Linked DNA regions of Mus musculus: all the other regions are linked to region 3. Evidence: chromatin loops called from intact Hi-C (ENCODE). Cell type or tissue: left cerebral cortex. All regions are shown on one strand.

The links. Hi-C counts contacts between places; a loop is a spot of excess contacts. Peaks named below come from ENCODE experiments on the same cell type or tissue, not always from the same donor. Only the 100,000 strongest peaks of a DNase experiment are listed, where the experiment ranks them.
Region 1: it touches region 3 in a loop (2.1-fold over the local background); 3 of 42 quality-filtered maps call a loop at or near these places.
Region 2: it touches region 3 in a loop (2.7-fold over the local background); 3 of 42 quality-filtered maps call a loop at or near these places.
Region 4: a loop joins it to region 3, with 3 times the contacts of the local background. A loop is called at or near these places in 2 of 42 quality-filtered maps.
Region 5: it touches region 3 in a loop (2.3-fold over the local background); 2 of 42 quality-filtered maps call a loop at or near these places.

The regions. Positions count from the first base shown.
Region 1 is chr8:23,675,305-23,680,304 of GRCm38, reverse strand. The region is part of intron 1 of Zmat4 (zinc finger, matrin type 4); the gene reads right to left. Among named protein-coding and RNA genes, the nearest start is that of Zmat4, 8.1 kb to the right of the region's middle. In left cerebral cortex, a CTCF peak has its summit at 3,037 (motif pointing right); a DNase peak (open chromatin) is centred at 3,096.
Region 2 is chr8:23,815,394-23,820,393 of GRCm38, reverse strand. All of the region lies in intron 3 of Zmat4 (zinc finger, matrin type 4), which reads right to left. Among named protein-coding and RNA genes, the nearest start is that of Zmat4, 150 kb to the right of the region's middle. In left cerebral cortex, a CTCF peak has its summit at 2,620; DNase peaks (open chromatin) are centred at 2,692 and 3,815; H3K27ac peaks cover 783 bases.
Region 3 is chr8:23,907,409-23,912,408 of GRCm38, reverse strand. All of the region lies in intron 4 of Zmat4 (zinc finger, matrin type 4), which reads right to left. Among named protein-coding and RNA genes, the nearest start is that of Gm51564, 140 kb to the left of the region's middle. In left cerebral cortex, no CTCF peak of the experiment used is centred here; DNase peaks (open chromatin) are centred at 1,129, 2,649 and 4,670; H3K27ac peaks cover 4,639 bases.
Region 4 is chr8:24,522,170-24,527,169 of GRCm38, reverse strand. No RefSeq gene overlaps it. Among named protein-coding and RNA genes, the nearest start is that of 9130214F15Rik, 22 kb to the right of the region's middle. In left cerebral cortex, a CTCF peak has its summit at 1,876 (motif pointing right); a DNase peak (open chromatin) is centred at 1,910.
Region 5 is chr8:24,383,632-24,388,631 of GRCm38, reverse strand. Gm30633 (a long non-coding RNA gene) reads right to left here. Exons shown (of 3, transcript XR_378810.2): 2 at 1,770-1,960; 3 at 1-281. Among named protein-coding and RNA genes, the nearest start is that of Gm30633, 4.0 kb to the right of the region's middle. In left cerebral cortex, CTCF peaks have their summits at 1,998 (motif pointing right) and 4,504; a DNase peak (open chromatin) is centred at 2,004.

The sequences.
Region 1 (5,000 bases), 230 kb after region 3:
TTCTAAGAGAGCAAACCCTGTTAGGAAGGGAGACTTAACTTCAGTGCAGCTCACGACCCCCTTGGCAGTCAGAGATGTTCCTGATAACTCTGACTCCAGACACTTACTCCTTAGAGAACGGCCCTCCCTGAAGTCCTGCGACACTCCCTCTGTCCAGATTAGTCACATCCTTCCAAGTTCAACATTCATGACGTTTTTGTCTTCATGGACCTTCTGAGACCACTATTTCCCTCACTGATAATTCACCTACGTTTGGCTCCACACTGCAGAATTCAGCGAAAGATTCCCTGGCACCCAAAGTCATATATTCCGCTACTGGCTTCCCAAGCAGCTATGAGGGCTACATGGGATTCTAATTCACACCCCTCCTTTACCAAGGACGTACAGGTCCATGGGAAATTTTTGCTGCTGATAAGTCAGGTACCATGAGATGGCAGGATTCGGCTATTCTCACAATTCCATATCCATTCCCTATTGATCTCTTCCCCTGCAAAATGGGGAGAACACCTTGCCCACATCCGAAGCTTCCAAAGACAAAATACAACATACATTTGGGTCCTTATTAAAATAAATAGAGCAGCAAATTACGTACACACACACAGCTCCTCAACCAGCCCTGCTTGCTGCAAGGTTGCTCACTCCCCCCCCCCACCCCAATTAAATCTACAAAAGCCCCAAGGTTATGCCCATGAGAGCCACCACGGGCCATGCTGTGAGACGGTACCCCAGAGTCCTCCTGTGGCCCGACACGCTTCATGAAGCCAGCCAGCTGTGTCTTCCACCCCAAGCAAGCTGACGTGGCTGCCCAGAGTTTATGCAAGAGGAAGCCACAGTGGGACATGTACAAATGAGACTCTCAGGCAGGAGACAGCCAGTGGGAGTCGCCTCTGGCTCATCCCCCGCAGCCCCTGCTCAAAGTGAAATAGCTGTCAGGGCATTGATTTCAGGGCATTGATTTCATCTTGACTAAAAAGAAGGGAAAGGTGTGGCTCGGCGCTGTCCCGTGGAAATCTGCCAGCCCTTCAAGAGCATACAGAGACCTCAGCAAATCCGCTATTGTTCAAAGACCACGGCGTGTAATACCGAAGCCCTAAGGCTTGTGCCTACCAATACCCTGTTCCTTTACCTTGATTGAGCCGCAAACCTCTGTGCCTTAATTCCTCCACTTGGGGTGCATGGAGACACGCTACTCAAAATTCTAAGACAGGTCTGATCACAGTGACAGCAGGGCCTGGGCTGCGATGACGAGGTATGCAGGAAGTCACAAGGCCTGGCCGCTCACAGTGACTGTCACCTGTGCAGAGGAAGAGGATGAGCTCTTACAGACAAGTGCACGCTGGACCTCAGGACTATGTTGGTTGATCGCCTTCCCGAATGTACTGAGGACACATGCCAGTCTTACACAGTTAGCATTGAGCCTGTAATGCTGTCACATGTACAGATACTGCTAGAATGGTTGCAATGACTACTTTAGAAGAGCACTGTTTCTCTGCAGAAGTGGAGGCAGATCGAGTGTCAGAGCCGGGACAAGATGCAACAGGACTGGTGTGCACATGAACCCAGAGATTTGTGGCAGCATGCACGGGGCCTGCACAGGTCTACACTGGATTGGGTCCCAGCACTGAGAGGGGAAGTAGTCACAAGCCCCCATCCCTAGCCCAGAAGCTCTCTCCAATTGATAACTGTGTGCAAAAGAGAAATTCGTTTTCTCCAATGGAGTCTCCCTGAAGAAACAAACCAGTCTTAAGAGCAAACCCCATGCCCAGCAGTAGAGGGCCAACACAAAATGAGCTCAATGGTAGTTTTAGAGGTTCTTTGTTTCATAATCCTTTGGCTGAGCTTTTTTTTTTCAATCTTGCCTGTCCCTTGCTTATATATTATAGTTCCTAATTTTGTGTTTTAGTGGACTTTCTGTGTATGTGAGTATGTGCGTCTGTGCTTCTGTATGTATTTCTTATGCTTCTCTTTGGCTCTTTTTTTTCTGTTTATTTGTTTGTTTGTTTTATTATTTTTCAGATAACTGATGGCTTTCTAAATAATAAGGGGAGAGAGAGAATTTGGGTGTGGAGGGTGAATGTAGGAGGGTGTGGTGGAGAGTCTGATCAGACTATACTGTAGGAGAACAGATTATTTTTAATATAAAAAAGAAAGAAGATTGTTCCTGACTTGGAAAATATTGTTTCTAACACAGAAAATAACATTTCTTTTTCCTGTAAGAAATTTAGAAAACTCAAAAAAGTAAAAAAATAAAATAAAAATAAATGTATCCATTTCCAAGTTATGATATTTCATTCCACTTTAACTGCGATTACGCTCTATTTACTTTCCAGTCTTTACTTAATAGATATATTATTAGCACTTTCTGCATCCTTATATATTATTCAATGTAGTTTTAATAGCTTCTTTGATTTCCATTTTATAGATGACCCATATTAGATTTAATTAATCCCCGGCACAATGTTTTGTTATCATGAATAATGCTGAAAGAAATATCCCTGATTAGAACCACTGTGCGCATCTCTGTTTATTTCCTTAGGGTTGATTCCTTGGAGAAGGCCTGCTTACTGGTTTAAAGGGCATTTTTGAGACCTGTCTCATGTGTTCAAATTATCTTCCCAGAAGCGAAGCATATAAATGTCTATTGTTCTCTACAACACTCCCACCAACATTGGATAGGACATTTTTCATTTTGGCTAATATATTAGGTGGCTAACAATATCTTGGTTTTAATTATGAATGCTAACTACAAGGCTTTTGCATAATCTACCCACTTATTTCTTTTCGAAATGTTTTGAGGTATCTGTCCCAAAGTTGTTGCAGAAAAATAGTCAACACCTCCTTTTATGATCCCAAACCTGTGCTTTAATGGTCCTTTCCATTAGAGCATGAATTCTAATGCCCCACTTATATTTCTCCCCCCTCTGTCTCTCTTTCTCCGCCCCCCCGAAATAATTCCCTTTTCAAAATTTTTGTTTGAGTTGTATTTTATGTATGTGGTGTTATGCCTGTGTATGTTTGCGCAGTACCCACAGTCGCCAGAAGAGGGCACTGAATGCCCTGGAACTGGAGTTGCAGACATTTGTAAGCCGCCCTGGCCCTGTGGGTATTGGGAATCCAACACAGGATGTCTGGGAAAGCACAGCCTGTGCCCTTCACTGCTGAGCCATCTCTTATCCTATTTGCCATTTCCTCTTAACCTATTTCAGAAGCAATGGCTGGTCTCTCTTATCAGCTTGTCCTCACTGAGACCCAGAGGTCCCCCTGATCTGGCGTGAATCATGAAGTCAGTAGATGTCCCATTAACAGGAGTAGCAGCTCTGTTGTGGGTCATACAAGTAAGTAGAAGTCAGATGTGGGTCCTAGGGATCAAACTCTTTCTCCAGCTGTACAAGTTTTCCCGCAATCCTCGGGCAGTCCACGGGCCTTGCGTAGCAGGTTGTTTTCCCAAGGAGCTCGGATCCATGCAGGCAGAACTCCCTCCCTTCCCTGACAATTTGCATGTTCCCTGCAGATGTTACCTCAGCCCTGGGAGTTTTCCCAGACCTGTGCTGCAAGTGTCTTCAGTCAGCTATCTTGCTAACCTCCCTGGTTGTCACTGTCTTCTTTCGGTCTCCCATTGCATTTCACAGGCCCCAGGCTGCACCTTCCCTTCCTAACCCCTGCCCCAAACTTCATCTTCTCCACTTGCCAGCTACCCAGGCTGTCATTCTTAACTCTAAAGGAGACCGTGTCATTTCTCACCTGAAACTGGTCTCTTCCTACCTGGCAAGGACCCAGAACCCTTCCTCCCACTCCCCCCACCCAAACCACACTTTATATATTCAGATTCAAGGGCACCCAAGCACTGAGGGCTTGCTTTGCTATCCCATGCTTCTGAACTGGGCAAACATGGCTCACTTCCACCCACCCCTCTCTCACATATTTTTCCTACTCTTAGCCATCCCTTTCTTCCAGATATTTCCTATGAATCCCCTCCCCCACCCCCCAGTAAGGATATGCTGAGCTCACATCCAAGACCCATCTCTTCTCCACCTAACACACCCATCTCAAGTAGAGTCCACAGCATCAAAACTGTGGAGCTGGGCTGGAGAGATGCCTCAGCAGTTGAGAGCTCTGATTGCTCTTCCAGAGGTCCTAAGTTCAATTCCCAGCAACCACATGGTGGCTCACAACCATCTGTAACAGGCATCCCATGCCCTCTTCTGGTGTGTTTGAAGACAGCAACAGTGTACCCACATACATAAAATAAATAAATCTTTAAAACAACAACAACAACTGAGGGGCAGAGTATAAATGCAGGTAAAGGTCGCCTTGAAGGACAAAGGCATGAAGAATGCTGAGGGGCGGGGGGGTGCGGGGGGGGGGGGCTGCATGTCTACTGGATTCCTCTGAGTTCTCTCCCAGGTGGTGGTTACTCCTCTCTCCCTCTACAAAGAGATTCTGATTCTTCCAACTCCCCGTTCCAGTCTGCTCCAGCGCTCTCTGTCCTTGTACCCCATCTCGCACGCTGGGGCCTGACCATCCCAGTTTGGTACCTGCAAGGTGCTTTCTTCCATCGGTTCCTTGAAATCTCCCACCTGAGCCATTTCGTGAGCAGACATTGTGCACTGCTGCCTGAGTCTGAGGGCTTATGCTGTGGTGCTCAGTTCTAGCTGACTCAAACACCGTGAAGCAAAGACTGTCCCAGTCACTGCCGCATTGTCACAGCTGTGAGGCTCTTTCCAAACCCTACAGAGAGCCAGACTTTGGACCCTGGAAAAGCTCCTGTGGGCCAGACCTCTACCTTCCTCTAATGCTCTTCACATTATTTGTTCTGATTGTTAAAGGTAATGGGTGCAGCATTTTATTTATGGGATGCCCTATGTCATGGGCCTTCTTATTCCATTATTTTAGTGAAGAATCGAATGGATGTCTATAATCTCTAACCACTGCAAGAATCAAATCCAGCATCTCTCACGATTTCTCCCTATCTCTTCTTGGTGTTCCCTTTCTCTATTTCC
Region 2 (5,000 bases), 92 kb after region 3:
CTAGCATGAGCCAGGCCCAAGGCTCAATCCTCAGAGCTGCAAAAACGAAGAGGAAGGAAGGGAGAAATAACAAAAGAAAGAGGAGGGAGGAGAGATGGAGGGAGAGAGGGAGGGAGGGAGGGAGGGAGGGAGGGAGGGAGGGAAGTTGGGAGGGAGGTGGGAGGGAGGTGCAGAGGGAGGGAGGAAAGAAGGAAAATAGATACCTAAGATTACAAAACATCTGTGAATCCCCTTTGCAAACAACCACATTTAAATTACATGTGACTAAGACAGGAAGGAGCATGCGATAACACAGACCTGAGGAGGAAACAATCAACGTGCAGTGGTTCGCCACAGAGCCCTTGTCATTTCAGGAAGTCTACCTGAAGTGCACATAGACTACAGATTTCATTTTACCTCTAGATGACAAGACTCTTAACAAGAAGCCCAAATACCCCCTCAGGTCCAGGTATCCTCTGATAAACATAGAACACTGCCCTTCCCTTTATAGCACCTACACCTGCTCTTCCTCCCTCTCTTTGGCTCTTTGCTTCCCTTCGCATCATTGGCTGTAGAGAACTCACTCCCAGGGGGGGAATGAGGACATACATGGAACTGGAGGCAAGAGGCTACAAAGAAGGATACACATATGATGCTCATTTCTGAGAGCCCAAGACATTTGAGAGCATTTCGTCTCTTCTTGAATTTTTCCACCCTCTATTACAAGAATGTCTGTAAGAGATAATGAGAGATCAAGCAAACTAATTTGTCACTTCTAGGATGTGACATTGTGACCATTTATTTCTGAGGTTGCTAATGCCAACCAGTGACCTTCTAGGATTACACACTGCTGAAATGTGAAGAGGAAATTTAATAAGGAAAGGTTAACCATCACTCAATGCACCAACAAAGCATGACATCTTTTTTTGCATTTACAATTAAATGGCAAAATAATCTACAAACCAACCACATGTCTTATGATATGCATTTAACGCTTATTGCCAAAGTTCTAATGACTATTCAAACCATATAGAGGATAATATTTGTCAAGGTCTTAGATAGCTGTAGTCACAGACATGCCTTTAAAGGTCGGCTGTAAAACCAAATAACAAGTTCGAAGAAAAATGCATTTTCTATCATGAATTCACACACACAAAAAAAATAATAATAATCTCCTGTTCTATGTGACTTTTCTTTTAAGTGTGTCTGGTACCAAGACAAAGCTAATAGACAAATTATCCCTGACTGCCAGCCTATTTTGCTCTACATTGCCTCATATCAAAAGGAATGGTTCCTATTGTGAGGAGGTAACAGGTCCGCACACTGCTCGCTCACACATGCACTCATGGAGCTTCGGCAGGGCTTCCAGAGTGACATGCTTAAACATTCACTTGTTTGATATCTATTAGAGTCCCTATGCCAAGGCTGATCAACGCTGCCTGTGAGCAGAAGGGACAGAAATACAACTAGGGGCTCTGTACAAATAGCCGGGGGCCATACGGTAACTGTTTCTAGAAGCCTCCCTTCTCTTCTGGCCAGGCTGAGGAGTTTGGTATCAGTCAAGGAATGATGAGGTGTGCTTGTGCCTTTGAGCAAAGCATTGCTGTACAATTACCCAATACCACCTTCTTCAGTTATTTTATGTTCTTCTAAAAGGAATGGTATTGAGCACTGTAATGCTTCCTCTTGGATGTTGTAGTTCCTTGCCAATTACTTAGGGCATCTTTGAAGGAAATGAAATAGACCCAAGTGTCTCTCAGAAGCACTTAGTTTTGTACCTGGAACCTATCCCACACTAGTTTGTACTAATTGGGCTTTGATTGGCTTTCCTCTCTGTCAAGTATAAAATTAATTGGAAAGAGGTTGTCCACCCCTGGGACCATGGGAAAGGAGACAGGTGACATCTGTCAAGCATCTTTCTTGCCAAAGCCAATATTTTCTAGTTGGTGCTTTCATTATCACATTTATTATTATGATGATTTTTTTTTCAGATGAGGAAATTTCTTTGAAGGAAAATGGAGGAATTTGACCAAGGTCATCCAGCTAGCAGGAGCTAGAAGAAAGATTTGACCCCAGGGGTAGTTCCCGAAGTGTGTTCCTTCCCTTCTGTGACACTGAACTGGTGGGAGATGAGCACTCTCAACAGGTCTACAAAGACACCAGCTGTAATAGTGACCAAGGAAAACCCAGCGAGGACAACCCCTTGCTGAGCACACTTACCACATCCAGATCTGAGTCCTAAGCCCTGGAGGCACCACTGTGAAGAGTGGTCTGCAGGTTCCCTGCTCCTCTGTGTACAGAGGCTGCGCCAGGAAGGAGAAAACAGTTCCCCTTTAAAATGAAGCAGTTGTACACATTGGATGCAGCCACCGGAAGTAGCATGATGCAAAGATTCAGATGACCTTAGTGCTGCCATTTAGTTTACATAATTACTATTGTGAGTGTATGAGACAGAGGGAAGGGGAGGAGGGAATCCACAGGTCACGTGCTGTGCATGTGGCACTGAGGACAATTCTGTGGTGCCGATTCTCCCCTTCCAGGGACTGGACTCAAGTCATCAGCCTTACGCAGAGTTTTTTGCCAGCTGAGCTCCCTCCACATTCCTGACCTCAGTTCTGGTTCAATCTCACTCTCTAACGCCCCCTACACTTCTTGCCGGGTCTGTGGAGCTGACGTAATCAGGCTCCCATGAACAACCTTCTGAGGGTTGCGTAAGACTCCATATGCTCACTTCTCCGTGCCGTCTGTGACTGAGGGCAGATGCATAGGAAACGGTTGCCGGGTCCAAGTCCAAGAAGACACTGAACTGCAAAGAAGTAGAACTTGGTTCATCTCCCCTCCCTTCTCCACCATGTTAGATGTATTCTCCGGTGTTTGTAAGAAGGAGTTCCCCATTGCCTCGGCATTCCCTGCATCAAATCCACGTCACACAAGTTACAAATGTACCTTGTGTTCTGATACTGCAACCCTTGGGTGACTTTAAGTCAGAGGGTAAAGGTAAGGGGGTGTGGCCGTGTGTTTTTATGTGTGTGTGTCCACACATACATGTGTGTTTCAGTGTGTGCATTTGTGTGTGCATGCATGCTTTTCTGTGTGCATGCATGTATAATTATGTGTATGTGTACACATGCATGTGTGTATGTATACATATGCATGTTTTTGTATGTTTATGTATGTGTACACGTGCATGTGTGTGTATATGCATATCTATGTGTGTGTGTTGTCAACTTAAACCAAGCCAAACAACCACAAGCCAAAACATAATAAAGATGTCTCACATCTGCAAGAATAACAATTCTGAACACAAGGACTGCCCAGGGGTTACTAAAGAGAAGTGGAATGGTCACATGGGTCACCTAATGGGAAGACAGCAAGCATGATTAATGGCATGCTTCCGTGGGGGCAAAGACTCCTTGCACAATGCAATATAGGGCACAGAAAGAAGCAAATGGTACCCTCGCTGACCCTTCTCAGTCCCTTAAGAGACAGACAGACCCAGACGTGTGGGAAACGGTCACAGCAGAAGTCAGAGTAGAATAAAGTGCTACTGAAAAGAAAATAGCTTACTATTTGTATTAGAATTATAGACTTACTGATGATTAACCCAAGAAATCTCTCAGGGAACAATTCAGATGGGACAGAGAAAGCTGAAGAGAGCGGGCAGGCACATGTGCGGGGACTCATCAAGTTGTATCTAGGGATCCAAAATCCCGCCTATGACAGCATGCCGCCCTCCAAGAAAAGCCAACAAACAAAACTCATGTCTCAGAAAAGAACTGAGAGAATAATTACCACATAACAAAAGCCATTTTTCAGTTTGTTGTCACCGGAATTCTTTTATGCAAAAAGCCCCGAACAAAAATACACTTTGATTCATTTTCAAGGGTACATTCACACACAAAGGCAGACATGTGGTAGTGGCTGTGACCTGCATGACTTTAAACCATCAAGCTTGGAAATCTACCCACCCCTCCTCACTGGGCAGGAGCAGACATTTCTGCAGAACACTACTAGAATTTCATGGAGTGCTCTAGAAAGACAGCTCTCTGACTGCAATCACACTTCCTGTGGAGAGGCCTGATTTACAGAAGAAAACAGTTCTGACTTCTAGAGACAGCCAACCAAAGTACAGGGGGCCGATGAGGCAGAACATGGATTCCTAGATCCCAAGAAACTACCCAAGATTCATCTGTGATACCAGAGTACATCTTTGGGTCCAGTTATTAAAGGGGCCATGTGTTAGTTTTATGTCAATTTGACATGTTAGAGTCATCACAGAAAGAAGAATCTCAGATGAGACCAAGCCTCTATAAGATTAGACTGTAGGCAAGCCTGTAAGGCACTTTTTCAATTAGTGATTGATTGGGGCGGGGGTGGGGAGACCCAGCCCATTGTGAGTGGTATGCCCCTAGGTTTGTGGTCCTGGTTTATCTAAGAAAGCAGGCTGAACAAGTTGATAGGACAAGCCAGCAAGCATCAGCCCTCCATGGCCTCTGCATCAGCTCCTGCCTCCAGGTTCCTGACCTGCTTGAGTTCCTGCCCTCACTGCTTTTGATGATGAACTCTTGCATGGAGCTGTGAGTGAAACCAACCTTTTCGTCCCTGAGTCCCTTTTGGTCATGGTGTTTTATCACAGCAATTGCAACCCTAACACAGACTAATTCTTACATAAACAGTGTCCATGGCACAAAGCTCTCTCAAACAAATCCAATTTCACAAAATATTCTTTTTAACAAAGGTAATTTGATGGTGTATAGTTCAAATCTAAATCCAAAGGTATGCCATTGCTAAGACTCTGTACAAATGACAATCTTTCAGTTAACATTATTGATTGTAATTGTAACTATTTTCAAGAAAAAGCAATGGGTCACTGTCCTATAGCAATATGACCAATCATGCAAGGAAGCCCTCTATGGGAAAGGATCAGATCCAAAGATGAATAAGCCTAGCCCCTGCTTCATAGGGTCTAACACTGAGCACTCCAGTTCCCATCATTGCTTAGTTCCCAAGGCCACATCTGA
Region 3 (5,000 bases):
AAGGCAAAGAGAAATATTCAGTCAACACACTTACACATAGGAGCTGAGTGGGAGAAGCCATAGCTGATTTGTTCTAATTCCCAGTCCTGCTCATTGTCTCTCAAAATGAAAAATGATCCCTTGCAAAAGTATAAATATCTGTCCTTGTGGCTGTGTTGCTACTGGTCGCCTAGTGCGAGCCCTGGAGTTTGAACTGCTGGAAGCGAGCCAAAATCAGCAGGTGATTTTATGATACATGACTTACCACTGGGAGCAGAGCTAAGTCCTGGACTCTGCAACCCTCCCGCCTTTTGCTTTGCAATTCTGACTATACACGGCACAAGTTACTCACTTGCAGGTCTCTGCTGCTTCTTCAGTAAGATGCTCCTAATAATGATACATTACTGTGCTTTATGTATGACAAAGCACAAAGATTCAATGAAACCATGAATATGATTCTCCTCATATAATGGCTTTGTAATTACCAGCCTTGGTTACTGGCTCTGTTATTAAGCTACAGTCGGGCTACTCAGCTCCACACAGTTTAACCATATTTAGGATTTTTTTTAATGTTAGTTTTTTATTTCATTGCAGAGTAACGAGCAGACTTTTTGAAGCCTAATGTTTAGAAATGAATATAGGGTAATTTTTGCTAGATATATACATAGTCGGTTCTCATTATTCATAATAGTTTTTAAATTGTGACCAGGAACAGTGAGTGGTAAGCTAGTGCTATAAAAGGAAGCTCATGAGGTTGCCGTCACATTCTGATCAATGGATCAGCGCATGATCTTGATGTGTGTTTGTTTACGATACATTACTTAATGCACAGATTGAATCCATGGCTAGCGGTGTTCTAACTGAGGCTTGAGAGAACCTGAACTAGTGCATGCGTTTTTGCCATACCTCCACCTGCTTGCTTTAGGGACGCTACACAGCTCCTCGACACAACCCTTGAGAAATTATAATTGGCAAGTCAGTGGAGGAAAAATCATAGTCAAAAGGCATCACCCTTAATAGAAAGCAAAATGAGGACACTGCTAATCCTGTGACAGCTGACACCAGCAGGTTAGTCTTGCCTCCTTCAGCCTCAGGGTGGAGCTTTCCCATGGGGTGTCTCAGATCTCTCATGGTTCTCTACATATGTGGGAATAACTACAAGGTGATCTGGAAAGCCTGAGCATTTCAGTGAATCCTTACTCACCAATGATAGGGGTTGACATATATGCTGATATACACTTACATGTATTTATATAGGACAACGCATTCACTCTGTCCTCACAGTGAGTGCTATACCAGGCTTTTCAGTCTGTATCATCTGTTTTCTTGTCCTCCTTCTACAATGCATTTGAAGGCTAGTGTACAAATAAAAATGTATGCAAACTTGCATAGGTGACCCAGAATTTAAAAGAGGGTCTGCCTCCAAAGGCTGGGGTTATGTCTTAGATTCTAATCTATACCATCCTTTCTCAGGAAAAGCTTTTTGTAAAGTCAAGAAAGTGAGCACCACCGTCTTTGAAGTTTAACCAAGGCTATTCACCCGAAAATGAAACCATAAATATTTCAACACCTATCATTATTCTAATGTTTGCTCCCAGTTCTACACATCCAACAGATATTTGCTCTGTGTACCAAACGCGATGGCAAGCTTGGCAGCAAGACTGAGGAAGCAACACCAGGGTCCCTGCTAAGCAGGTCTCAGGGCTAGACTGCAGGGATTTCCCAGTATGTTAAGGGAGGTTCAGCACCACAGGAACGTCAAAAATGAAAGAAAGGTTATTGCACGCTTTAGTGTCATTACTGTCAGGCTAATGATATTTGGGAATTTTATAAAACACTGATCTCCAGATCTACTTTTCTGGGAGTGATAGATGCATTCATAAAAGCTTCCAGGTGAAACAGAAACCCGAAAGGACAGTACATCAGAGGGATAGATTAGTCACTCCATGAACAGCAATACTCAACTCCAGAGCATCACTAAAGGCTTACGTCTCATTCTCACATTTGTAGCCTGGCCATAGAATGACACCTATGTTATACCTATTCATAACCAACTTAATGTCCAGGGTAGGAGGTGAGCAGGTTTCAGATAAGCAACATGTTTGCCATGCGCATTAATGAACCCTCTAATAGGAGATAGAGCATCACCTACCCATTCAGATTATGTACTCGCAATCTAAACTTTCTCTTCAATTTATGGCAGAATATGGGTACTGCCTGCAAAGATGCCTTTCTAGGTTTCAGATTTCCTCTTTCATTCTTTTGTTTCTTCCAAAGTATTTTAATCCTAACTTTTTCATACTTGAATTTATATTATAAATTACATCATTTGCCCCTTTTCATTTCCTTCCCTCCTTCCCTTCCTAAATCTCTTCTGTTGCTTTCTCTCAAATACATGGACTCTTTTTCTTCAATTGTTGAGATATATATATATATACATATATACATATATATATATACTATATATATATGACACTATATATATGTGTAGATATATATGACACTATATATATATAAAGAACACTATCACTGAGCTGTATCCCCACACCATGCTCAGCTATTTTGACTCATCTTCTCTGCCAGGTTCCTCTGACTCTGCATATCAGCCTGCACTTTTACACTCAGACTTGTTCTCATGTAGGAACCAAACACCAAGTTCTATTTTTCTATCATTCACTATCCTGGAAAATCACTGCAGTCAAGCTGGTGTCTGGGAATGAGCCAGAAGGGAGAATAGCTATGGAGATAGGACTCCTTTATGATGCAAGTTTAGAACTTGGCAAAGTAAATTAACCCAGTGGATTCACCTTGGACAACCAACAATAGAACAGCTCGTGTGCGAATTATATGTCCCAGAGAAAAGTCCAGAACAGAGTCAGTAAAAATAGCCGCCTTTCTGGAATGGACAGAGTCATTTATGGTACTATAATCATGTGGCAGATGTGTCCTCTGATTATGTTATTGGCTCATATAGTCATCATAGTAATGAAAGGGAAACATAGGAAAGTTAAGTCCTTCACTAATAATTACTGAGATTTACCCACGAATTATGCAAAAGCCCACAACATATTTTCTGAGGTTCCCCAAAGCAGGAAGGATTCCCAAAGACTAGGGGAGTCTGATAGAGGATTTAGCAGGATGGGAGGTGCTTAGATACATACTGGAAGAGTGAAGAGCATCTCAGGTGTGGAACAGCTACAGGCAGGGCACAGCTGGGATTCAGAAGTCGAGCATCACATTTGAGAATGTGAGTCAACAAAGTGAGAAAGGGAACGGCAGCTAACGCAGAGCACATATGTCAAGCTTTCAAAACTTGGGAGAGCGACATGTATACTACCTGGAAACCAGTCGCCCATGGCTGCGCATGGGTGTGGGGGAGCAACTCTACCCAAAGGATAAGATCCATATGAAGATGGAGTTCCAGCACTGCCAGCATGCCCTGCCCACAGTCATGGCTGCCCTTACGCTGCAGCTGTGGGTCCCACGACAGCATGCAAATTGTACATAAGGGTGACAAGTCAGCTCCTTCTTAGGAAAATTAGTCCCCACTGTACCTGTGACAAAATACCAAAGAGTTAGTGGCTTCCATAGAACACACACTTGTAATTTTTACCATTCCTCGGGTTAGGAATGTAAAACAAACTTCACTGGCTAAAAGCTACATTGTCAGGACTACACTCTTCAGGCAATTCCAGAAAAGAACTCTCACCTTCCCCCAGCTCTGCCATCACCCAAAGACAGCTGGACCCTTCCCAACCCCTGTATCACTCAGATGGACCCCCTTGCCTTCCTTTTTCCCTTCGGAATACATCTGTGATTGTATTGGATCTACCTGGATACTCCTGAATAATCTTCAAGTTTCAAAGTTGATGAACTAGTCTCTGTGATCCCACTTGAAACTTTGATGCCCTGCCACTATGATAAGCTGGCTACACAGGTCCTGGGGAATATCTTTAAATAATATTAGTTTCCCCTCAGCTGCCTGGTATTGTGCTCCTGGGGAGCCACCAATGTCAGACCTGATACCATCTATCTTGTCACTTGGGAATCATATTACACAGCTACAGTCTCAGTGTAGCAGCATCGAAGATGGTCTATATAGGAGGCCAGGAGGACACCATCATGCAGCTCAGAGCCTGAAGGATGTCGCCGGCCTGTTTAGTGCATACCCTGCTGCACAGGCAGGGGAAGAATGGCTCTTCTATGGTCTCTGGGCTTAGGTATCAAGCTTCTATCTGTTTAGTTACCGCTCTTACTCTCTGATAACAGAAATCCTTCTATATTCCTGAGACAGAGACTCTCTCTGGAGTCCTAATCCTGGTATCTGATTTCTTATTTTATCCTGTGTTTCTGTCTTTAAAACTACTCCCTATTGCTTCCACTTGCTAGTCTAGGACTTTAGCTCCTGTTGGCTGACTGTATCTCTTGCCTTCTGAAGGCTTATTTTGCAGACCTTGATTGCTCTTTTGCCCTCCACAGCCCTCCCCAGCCTCTAGTCCCTAGTCCCTCCTTTCATTACCAACAAAAATGTTCCCCCTTTTCCAGCAGCTCCAAGTGTCAGACTCTGCCTCAGCCCACAGAAACACAGCTCAGAAAGTCTTGTCCTAAGAGATTCAAATGCAGTAGCTCTTGTGTTCTAGGCAAGGCAGTAGCAAAACAAATCCGAGGCTCAGGACGTGGAAGGGAACCAAGCTCTTCCCTCGCAAGACCAGGGAGATATATGCAAATGTATGCACAGCAGTAGAACAAAACAACAGACAAGAAGACTGAAGTTGGAGAGGAACGTGTTCCTGTTCCAACCAGAAAGTATAAAACTGACTCTGGTCGCACTTTCCCCGAGCTCCTGGTTCCTTGGATCCCAGGTCAGTGCTCTTTCCAGCCATCCTATCAGTGGGTCTACCTGCATGTGTCAGCCGTCGGGAAATGTTTGATTTAGAGGGCTTTGAAAAGTCATCTAAGCTAAGCAGTAACTAACCACTTATGGAACCCCAACTGGAAAAGCTCCAAGAATCAGCAGCAGA
Region 4 (5,000 bases), 610 kb before region 3:
AGAAAGAAGAAGGAAAAACAAAAAGGGGGTAGGATTTCAACATTATAGTCCAGATCTGACTCAATTTTTAGATCTGAGATACAACGCTCAGTACCTGCTAGTCAATTATTGCTCCCAGACAACGAGCCCCGTGCCGAGCCTTGTGCGGAGGAGGAGGAGGAGGAGGTCGGTCCTGACTCTACCCCTGCACAGATGTTGTATTTACTTTGCTAATGGAGGAGACGCTTGTCTCTTGCTCTGCTCATTTAACAGTAAAGATAATAAAGAAGTCGGGCTTTACGGCTTTCTGAGAGCAATTGCTGCTTAGTGCCTGCAGCTTAGCATCTGCTTCTTAGGAACATTAAAAACTGCTTTCTTGAGTGTAAGCATCATCAAAAAAAAAATAAATGAATTTTTTTTGCAAAGTCATTTGCTTTATAAACTCACAAATCTTTGGGGCCGTGGGCTTTCGTGGCAGCTGCAGAGCCAGCACGCCAACCCTATTCCACGTTACCTTTAGTCGCTCACATGGCTTTATCCCTCTTACAGACAGGTACCTGCGGGTAATATGTGCTCTGTGAGGTAGCTTGTTTAGAGCCCGTGTCACCTCTCTTCCCCCTGGGCTGGAATCCTCTCTCTGGGCTACCCTGCTTTGTAACTGTGAAGTGTGTGTAGACTTTACATGCCAACATCCCTGTACACTCTGACCCCAAGCCTAACCAACATTAGAGATGGGGACAGCTTTTGATTGTGTCAGGAATCTTGCACCAAAGACTTTCCCTTAGAGCCAACGAGGCACACAGCCTTTTCTAGCAAAATGACTCCAAAATTACTTATTAATTATATACATACTTGTTACTTTATCATCCATTGATATGATTTCTCTCATACAAATACTTTTTTTTAAGTCTCATCTGTCAACTAACACAGACAGTAGTCATTAATAGTGTGACTAATCAAACATACAAATAAAATACATCCACACGTGCCTGCTGGCATTTCAGTTACTTAAACACAGAGGGAAAAAAAGAAAGATGTAAATCACCACAGTCACAATGTGAACGATGAACTTCACTGTGTCTCAGCACAGCACAGAGGGAAAGGCCAGGATCGTCATGCACTGCAGTGGCAGGCTGTTGTCATCTCCCTCTGGGGACAATTCATGGGGCACTGCTGGGTACCACAAGTCACTGCTGTCAACACCAATGCTTGGCTGCAAAGGGTGACAAGGATCCATGCATGTGGATAATATATATAATATTCACTAGTCACTTTTAACCCACAGTTTGAGCCTGTAGACTCTTTCTTTAACCCTTTGCTGGGAAAAAACTTAGGGCATTAGCCTACCGACAAAAGAAAGACCCAACAAGCTGGCTCGGACACCCTGATTGTCTGGGGAGCCCAGGTTACCCCACAGCCAGCAGTGTCTAGATTGTGCTCTGGAGTGTGGGAGATTGGAATTCTTAGCTAGACTGGTGTCAAGCTCCTGGGGTTTAGAGTCCACTTCCTGGGTTCTTTTCTGACTGTGCAGTTGGTACTGATCCAGCGAGCGTGGGGGCAGGGTCAATGGGGCAGCCCCTGCATGCAACAGAATAGAGATGAGTGCAGAGGACACTGAGGCAGGGGCGGACCGCATCTGTGTCTCCTGCTCATCTCTGAGTCCTAGGAAGACTGACTGAGCTCAACTCCCAGTATATGATCTGAGAATTTTGATTTAAATGTGGACTTGGGTCATGGTGGATGTCATATGACTTACTGGAATAATTTTCTATGCTGCTGCTTTGTAACTGTGCAGAATTTATATGCCAACATCCCTTTGCACTCTGACCCCAACTCTAACCCTAATGGCTTTTGATTGCTTAGTTTTTGCTTGCAGATCTGGCTATTGACCACAAGAGGGCAGTAGCAACCTACAAATCTTTACGGCACGCTCAAAGGCGCGGATTCTGTGTTTGCTTGTCTCAGGCGGAAATATGCATATTTTTGGAAGTCTTTCTTTTCTCCACAGGGGCCCTGGGAAGACCTTGAGAAGTTATTTCACCCCAGGTGATGCCTTCAGCCAGAACCACATTAAATCAGCACAGATGGCTCTCTCTGGGCTCAAGAGCAAACGGCAGTTTATTTGTAAAAGCTGAAGTTAATAATGATAATGATGTACAATAGATATGATAAAGGAAAACCCTGATAGATTTATTTTAACAGGAGAGACGCTCTCCTTGTCTCCACGATCAGTGTTATCTGTCCAGGAAGCTTAAATGGAGACAAATTAGGAATTCAGCAACAGGAGCAAGCTTTGGGGAGATCACACGGAAGGTCAGGTACACGGGAGAAGCCACATGGCTGCCAGGCTTAGAGAGCAATTAGTTGGGGTTCTGTCTTAAAAAATACAGGAGAAAAAAAGGCAGATAGCACCATGGAAATGAAGTATCTTTCTCTTGCTTTCCCTTATCCCAGCCGTGTTTCCCTTGGTGGGACATGTGCCCTCCTACTATGGAAAACTCAGTGTGTGCCAAGCCTTTCCCCCTAAGAGTGTCCTGAACCCCACTGCAGCTCAGGATGGGTCCAAAGCATTGATTGATCAAGGCAATAATCAATTGATCAGGGCAACAATCAATTGGTCTCCCTGATTGTTCATTACCACAAAGCCCAACCTTCTCATAAAATACCAAGTACACATAAAAGAATATAAACTGCACGTGCACATGTGTGTGTGTGTGTGTGTGTGTGTGTGTGTGTGTGTGTGTGTGTGTGAGGAAACCAGTAAAATAGCTTGTCCAGACTACACACTGTTGCCGCCGTACTGCCACAGGGCCAAAGTCGACTTCAGATTCGTGTCTGCAGGTGGACCGTGTAAAGCCCACTGGACACATTCACACCAGCCTCCCTGTCTGTGACACCCACCACGCTCTGAGTCCCGGTTCCTCCGCTGAACATAGTTGGAGCCCTGGGAGTGTGGGGAGCAGGGGAGCAGCTTCAGGCCGTCAGGATGGAGACACAGCAGGATACGCTGTCTGTCACAAACCCCTATCAGCTTATGTGTGCAGAGTGTAGTGTAACTGGTTGCTGTGTTGTTATGGTTGCTAGGGATTGTTACTCACTGTTAAGGGCCTGGAAGGAAAGCTTCCTTCTTAATCATAAGGCATTATAGAGTGGAGAAGGCCCTGTGTTTCCACACTCCCAAGGCTGTCAGCAAGAAAGGCTGCAGTCTGGGATCCTACGGTCTGGGAAGGCAGAGCTGATTGCCTTCTCTCTCTCTCTCTCTCTCTCTCTCTCTCTCTCTCTCTCAGTCTCTCTCTCAGTGTTTTTCTGACACTAATTTCTGCCCTGGCCACCCCGGAAGGCTGTTCCACCCTATGTCATGTTCCAGATTATATCAATTATGTATGTGAGTGTATGTGGGGGCGCATGCATGCCAGTGAGTGTGCTCTCCCGTAGGTGCTTGTGGAGGCCAGAGGCCAGTCTCAGACATCACTCCTGAGGATCGTCCACCTTTCTTTCTCTCTCTCTCTTTCTCTCTCTCTCTCTCTCTCTCTCTCTCTCTCTCTCTCTCTTTCTTTCTTTCTTTCTTTCTTTCTTTCAGCAGGGTCTCATCTGGAGCTCAGCAATTAGGCCAGGCAGGCCAGCCAGTGATTTCTGCTGTTCCTGCCTTTCTGGTACCAGCTTTACAAGTGTATCCCATCATACCTGTTTATTTACATTTATTTTGTGGTATAGGTGTATGTGTGCGTGCGTGCGTGTGTGCGTGCGTGCGTGCGTGCGTGCGTGTGTGTGTGCGTGTGCATGCATACCTGTGCATGTGCCTGTGCGTGTGTGTGTGTGTGTGTGTGTGTGTATGTTCATGTGAGTGTGAAGGCTAGGTTTTCCTTGAGTGTCTTCTTCAATTACTTTCCACTTTCATTTTTGAGACAGGGTCTCTCATGGAACATAGTTCTGCTAGGCTGGCTGGCCATGTACTCTGGGGATACACCTCTACCCTCCAGCCTCCCCTGCCCCCGTCACCTTATAACCAGGTGCCCCATTCCCAGGTGCAGCATTGCACCAGCTGCACCAGGACGCCTGGCCTATCACGTGGTGCTGGGATCTGAACTTGGCTTCTCTCTTGGTGAGACGGGTGCTCTCCCGACAGAGCCATCTCTCTCTATCCCAACCCTTCTACTTTTAGAATCTAACCCAAATCATCTGCTTGGGTATAAGAACTGCAGACTCTGGGGTACAGCTCAGCCATGGGGACCCCACTTCCATTCTCAGCACTGGCAAAATGTAGAGCATACCAAAGCAACCCTTCTGATACCACGGAGCCTGAGGACCAGCACAAGGCTTCCAGAGGTGGAGTCTCGATGCCACTGGCACAGGAGCGACTTCTTTGCGTGAAGACAGAGAGAGTCTTGGTGCCCATCATGACTGGCTAAACTGGGCAGTACAAGCCTAGCATCCACCTCTAAGGTCCTGGTCCTGGGGCTTCTGAGCTCCCAGGCTGGTGGCCTCTCCTCTTTTGGAACAGCATCTGTTTTTGTGGAATGAAAACAGTCCCAGAATAGCAGCCTGCTTCTCTCTCCTGTTCAAAACGACCCAGGGATGTCATTAGCTACTCATGGCGGTTGATGAGTTTGGGGGTGTCTGCTCCTCCTCACGGATCAAGGCTATGGAAGTACTCAATATCTGTTTACTCTCCAGGCAGTGGGGGAAAATTACGGGAAGGGCGATCATTTCTGTTTTGAAGAGACTTCCAAGAAGACCTCTTTGTATGTTGTTTGCTTCGCCGTCGTCTCTTACTCTTGTAGACTCCATGGTCACCAGGGAGACTTCTAAGTGTAATTATTAAAGAGAACAGACATACACTAGGCAAAATGTTAGGGGTTTTAAAAAAGTGTGCCTGTGTTTTTGTGTGTGTGAACGTTGGATGACAAAACCTATTTATTCTTTTTCTTCTAAGTTTTTAAACATTTAAATTATATACGTGTGTATCTCTGGGGATGGGGTATGCACACACGAGTGCAGGTGTCTGCTGCTGCCAGAGATGT
Region 5 (5,000 bases), 480 kb before region 3:
CATTCTGACGTCACTGATCTTGTAATATGGAGACATGCGCCTTGTTGCTCTTGTATTTTCACTGCCTCGTTCTCCCAGGAACACGTTGTGTTCTGGTTTATTCCCGACACAGAAGCACTTTGATTCAGTCAATAAATACAGCAACAGTCCCTGATTGAGAGGCAACAGCTGTGCTGCTGTGTGTTCACCCACGGAGCCATGGGACTTCCACAGTGCCCAGTTAACTCCAATGTTCCAGGATGGCTTCTTCTTTTCTCAACTCTTCGAAACTGCCCTTATCACTGCACAGGAAGACAGATTATGTTGCACAGTTATATAATGCATGCTCATCAACTTTGAAAAGTCCTGATATTTCATAAATAAGGGCTAAATAAAACATCTAGCTGCCTGCCAGCCTATTAACTTTATATTATGCATCAAGCTATTTTTGCATACAATTTGGAAACAAGCTACAAATCATTTGGTTTTTAAGAATGTACAACAGTCTATTCATCGAAATTTTGGAGGCAGGGAATCTAAGCTCAAGCCACCAGCAGCGATGACCACAGGCTTCCCCTTAGGGCCACTTTCCAGGTATTCTCTCAAGGTGGCAAACCCTTGGAGGGCTAGCTCTCAAAGGGGTCACCCCATTCTTTGCACTGGTGCAATTCGGAAGGTGAAGGGGTTCTTTGTAACTACAATCTTCAGTGTTTCCCAAAGGTCTGTGTGTCCAAGGGCTGATTCCCTAGTGGGATGTCAGTAGGAAGTACTGGAAGTTTGTGGAACACTGGCAGATACGTAAAGGAAGAGCAACGTGGGTTAAACACTCCAGCAGCGCAGGCAGATTAACAGACCTTAACACTCAAGAGCACACACTGCAGAGTTTGAGACTGTCTTGGTTTACACTGAGAGACCCTGTCTCAGGAGTCAAAACAAAATAAAGCACATCCCCCTCCAACAATGAAGCAGTCACTGTTTTGATACGGAGTTCCTCTGAGGTGGAATGTGGCTTCTCAGAACCCCCTCTTCCCCACGTTATTTGACAACAATGGGTAGCAATGTGATCAGCCACCTGGTATGAACAGGCAAAGGTCTACCTGCTTGTGAGCTGTAGGCTGAGGACAAAGAGCTTTCGCCAAAGTTACCTTAAAGGCAGAAATTATATATATATGTAAAAAATATGTAATATATACATTTACATATAGTTATGTAATTATATATTCTATAAATTTGTATATATCACAGAATTTAAATTATATAATATTAGTATACAATTATATACAAATATATATTATTCATATATTATTAATTATATAATACATTGACATATATTATATATTGATTTAGGTATAATTATATATAATTTACACATTTAATATATAATATAAATGTGGAGTATATAAAATATAAATATGTTTATATAAAATATAAATATAAAATATATCTTATACAAAATATATAAATGCATAAATATATTATATAAAATACATATTCATATATAGTAAATTTTATACATTTATACATTTATATAATTATATAGACTTTAAAATTTATATATAAATATAAACTATATATATATTTATACATAAGTAACCTTTTTATATTTATATAAAATTATATAGTCATATATAAACATATATTTTAAATACATGTAAATATATAATATACCATATATTAAAGTATATTTATATATACATTTTATATATGACTGTTATATATAAATTTATGTTTATATTAATATATTAATATTTAAATATATAATATGTTAAATACAAAATATATACACTTACATGTATGTTTAAATTAGAGAACAGGATTTGAAGGAGAGAGAAGACATTCTATAAAGGAAGTTCAGCTGCACACATTACCATGCTGAATCACTTTGCTGGCCTCATACCATGGTGTGACTGTTGCTGCTTCTTTGCTGTGTGTTTTGTTTGATCTGATCTTGCTTTGTTTTCCCCCAGTCCTTTAACCTGCCCTGTTGGAAATCAACAGCCCAGTTAGAGCAGTAGAAACCACCAGGGGGCGCTCACATCCAACCGCAAGCCAAGTGGAGCACGAGGCTGGGTTGTGTTTTTTAGAGTTTCTGTCTTAAACCTTTATTTGTAAATCTTTATTTGTCATTCCAAAACTTGGCAAGAATTGCAAGCCCTTGAGTATGGTACTGTCTCCCTTAGCATGTAGAATTTCTCCAACCATTCTCTATTTGATAAAAGAGTTATCACATGGCAGAATGTTGTTTGCTTTGCTCAACATAACCAAAGAATTCAAACTGAACACATTTAGTCTTTGTTTTCAAATTAGAAGACCTCATTTCCTCAAATTGTTATCGAAAGGTTTGGTCAGTCAAGTGATAAATGTCAAATATAATAAGCCACTTTGGTAAGCTCTCTAACCTTTCGCCACCATTGCCATTAAAGGAGTGATGTACGTGACCGGATTGAACTCATTATTAGCAATGTGTAATTCTGCTATCATCGCTTGCAATGAGATGACTTAGATAGCACTTCTGCTTTGAAAGTTATTTGGGAATTGACCCCCGCAATCAATTTCATATATTTGATTTGGAATTTTCTCTATTAGCAGTTGAGCAATAAACTCCAATCAGGAACAAGTGCCAGACAGCAGGCTACAAACACTAACCCAAAGCCGCGGTGAAGATGGTCTGCTTTCTCAATCTCGCACATTTTTCCTTTCCCTCCGCTATTGATTGTACAGCACAGAAGCAATTTAGCTGGCTGTTAAGTAGGCCTAATATATATAAATCCCAACTTGTGCTTCAGGTAAACTAAGGCCCCGAGAGGGAAGAGCAGGTAAGATGCACTGTGGACCTAGGGGCGGGGAATATAGTTCCGTGGTAAAGCGTTTACCCAGTGTGCATGCAGGAGGACTGGGTTCCTTCCTCAATAATGCACACCCCAAAGAAAGACAGAGAAGAAAGGGAGCCATTCCTGCTCATTTATGACACCACCTAACTCAGTCTGGAGCAGAGCCTGCGGCCATTTACCAAGCTCCTGGAGGAAGTCATGGAAGGGAGAGAGGGAAGGGCCATCTCTCCTGCGCCACCCTTTGAAGATTAGAGGGTATCAGATTGAAATTGCCCTAGAGGACAGAGACAAGGTAAGAACAGGGCTTTCAAAGGCTAGATAGACATCATCATCTTGGCAATGGAAGGGCTGGGTTGAAAGACCTGCACAAAGCAGCCACAGCAACCTTAAAATCGGTTGGTGAGGATGGGCATGGCAATTGCTTCAAGAAAATGCTAGTCCATTTTCAGTTATTTCGGCGGATCATCTATCGGGAAGCCTTGCGTTCACCGGTGTTGGAAGAAGAGCATCGCCATCATGCTTTGAACATGTTCTCCAGAGCTCTCTTGAGGACAGATGTATTAGGAGCCAGTTGTATTCCTTCTGTATGTCATCATGGAACACGTCTTACAAACAAACCCTTTTGTATTCTAGTTTTCCTGTGTTCCTTATGTTTGCAGCTCAGCTGGCAGGGACCAGCAGAACCAGAATTAATAGAATCCCACTGGTTAAGAGTGAGCTCATGTTCATAATGGTGTAGAAAGGGAAGGCACAGTAGATTGCGATTTTAAACATTTCGGTAGGCTATATTTTCCCTCTCCTAAATACTAATCATTACAGGATGCCTGCTTTCTCTTTATTGCAAATTCAATTTGTCAAGTTCCAGCGTAAAAATCCAATCTCAGTGATTCATTCCCGCAGTGATACACAGGCCAAAGTTAACAATACTTACTGAGATTTATCCAGTGCCATTTTGGGGCATACTACAATCTCTTATTACCCTCACAGTGCTGGAGGGAAAGATATCTAAGGAACCCTTTTTTGCTGTTTGTTTGCTTTTCTTTTAATTAATATGACCTTGAGAAAGACCCAAACTTTGTCCTCATTTTCTTCAGCCTTAGGATAGAGATTCAAATGGGTTACATACAAAATTTTTCTCAGCTTCCCCCTACATGGGTCTCCTCTTATGAAGTCATTAAGACGATATCAAAACCCTTTGGTTATTCTCATAAACTCATGCATTTAAGCAGAGCCTCATCTCACACCTCTGCACGTCATATTTCTGTCTTGCCATTAAGCTGGGTGGCTTGCTGGTAAAGGCCCCCCTGGGAAACGCTGATCCATCCCCGCGGTCAGTGTTTGAATCGGGAAGTGCCGGGTATTAGGATCTTAAGGACTGTGCATGCCTTCCAGTTTTCTTGTCTTCCTGCAAAACCTTGAACAGAGAGGAGTCCCTCTCTTCACCATGGGAGTTCCCGCAGAGCAGAAGGGGAACTGCTCTTGATATCTTCCACAATTCAGCGTTTCTACAGCCTTGCCCTTGAGAGGTACTGGGAATGTAATGATGAAACTCTTACTATATTGGACTTGAATCGGCTTCCTTGTTTCTCGCTGGGGATGCTTCCATAAGCGGTTGGGGGTAGGGGTGGGGCATCATGAACATCTTCCGATGTGTAATTGGAGCCAGCACAATCAAGATGGTTCAGCTGCTGACTACAGAGGGCAGCAGCACCTGCTTTTAACATTTGCTTGAAAGCGGCTATAACAACCCCAGATTAAGAGGGCCGGTCAGGGACTTAAACTACAGTCCACTTCTAATGTAGTGTAATTAGATGTTAATGTGTCCACACCTTGCCAATTGGGTGGAGAGAATTATACTTGGACACGTTATGTGCTTCTCATTCAAATGGCTACCCTAATCTGTTTTGCTCACTTTGCATGGTTGTGTAACACAAGGCAGAGATCTGGGGCCCCAGCAGGTCAGATACTATTACCGCACTACTCTGTACACATTTGTAGATCATAAACACGGTTCATTAGTTTCTCAAAGACAAGAAAGTTTTCTGGCAGCAGACACTGCTAAAGCCATAAAAATGATGTCATCATTCTTGAAGAACAGACAGCATTTACCGTCAAATTAAATTCTTCATGCACGTGTGCGCGTCTGACAGATGCTCAGGCAGAGCCGAGGTAGAAAGGAGTCCTTCCCTC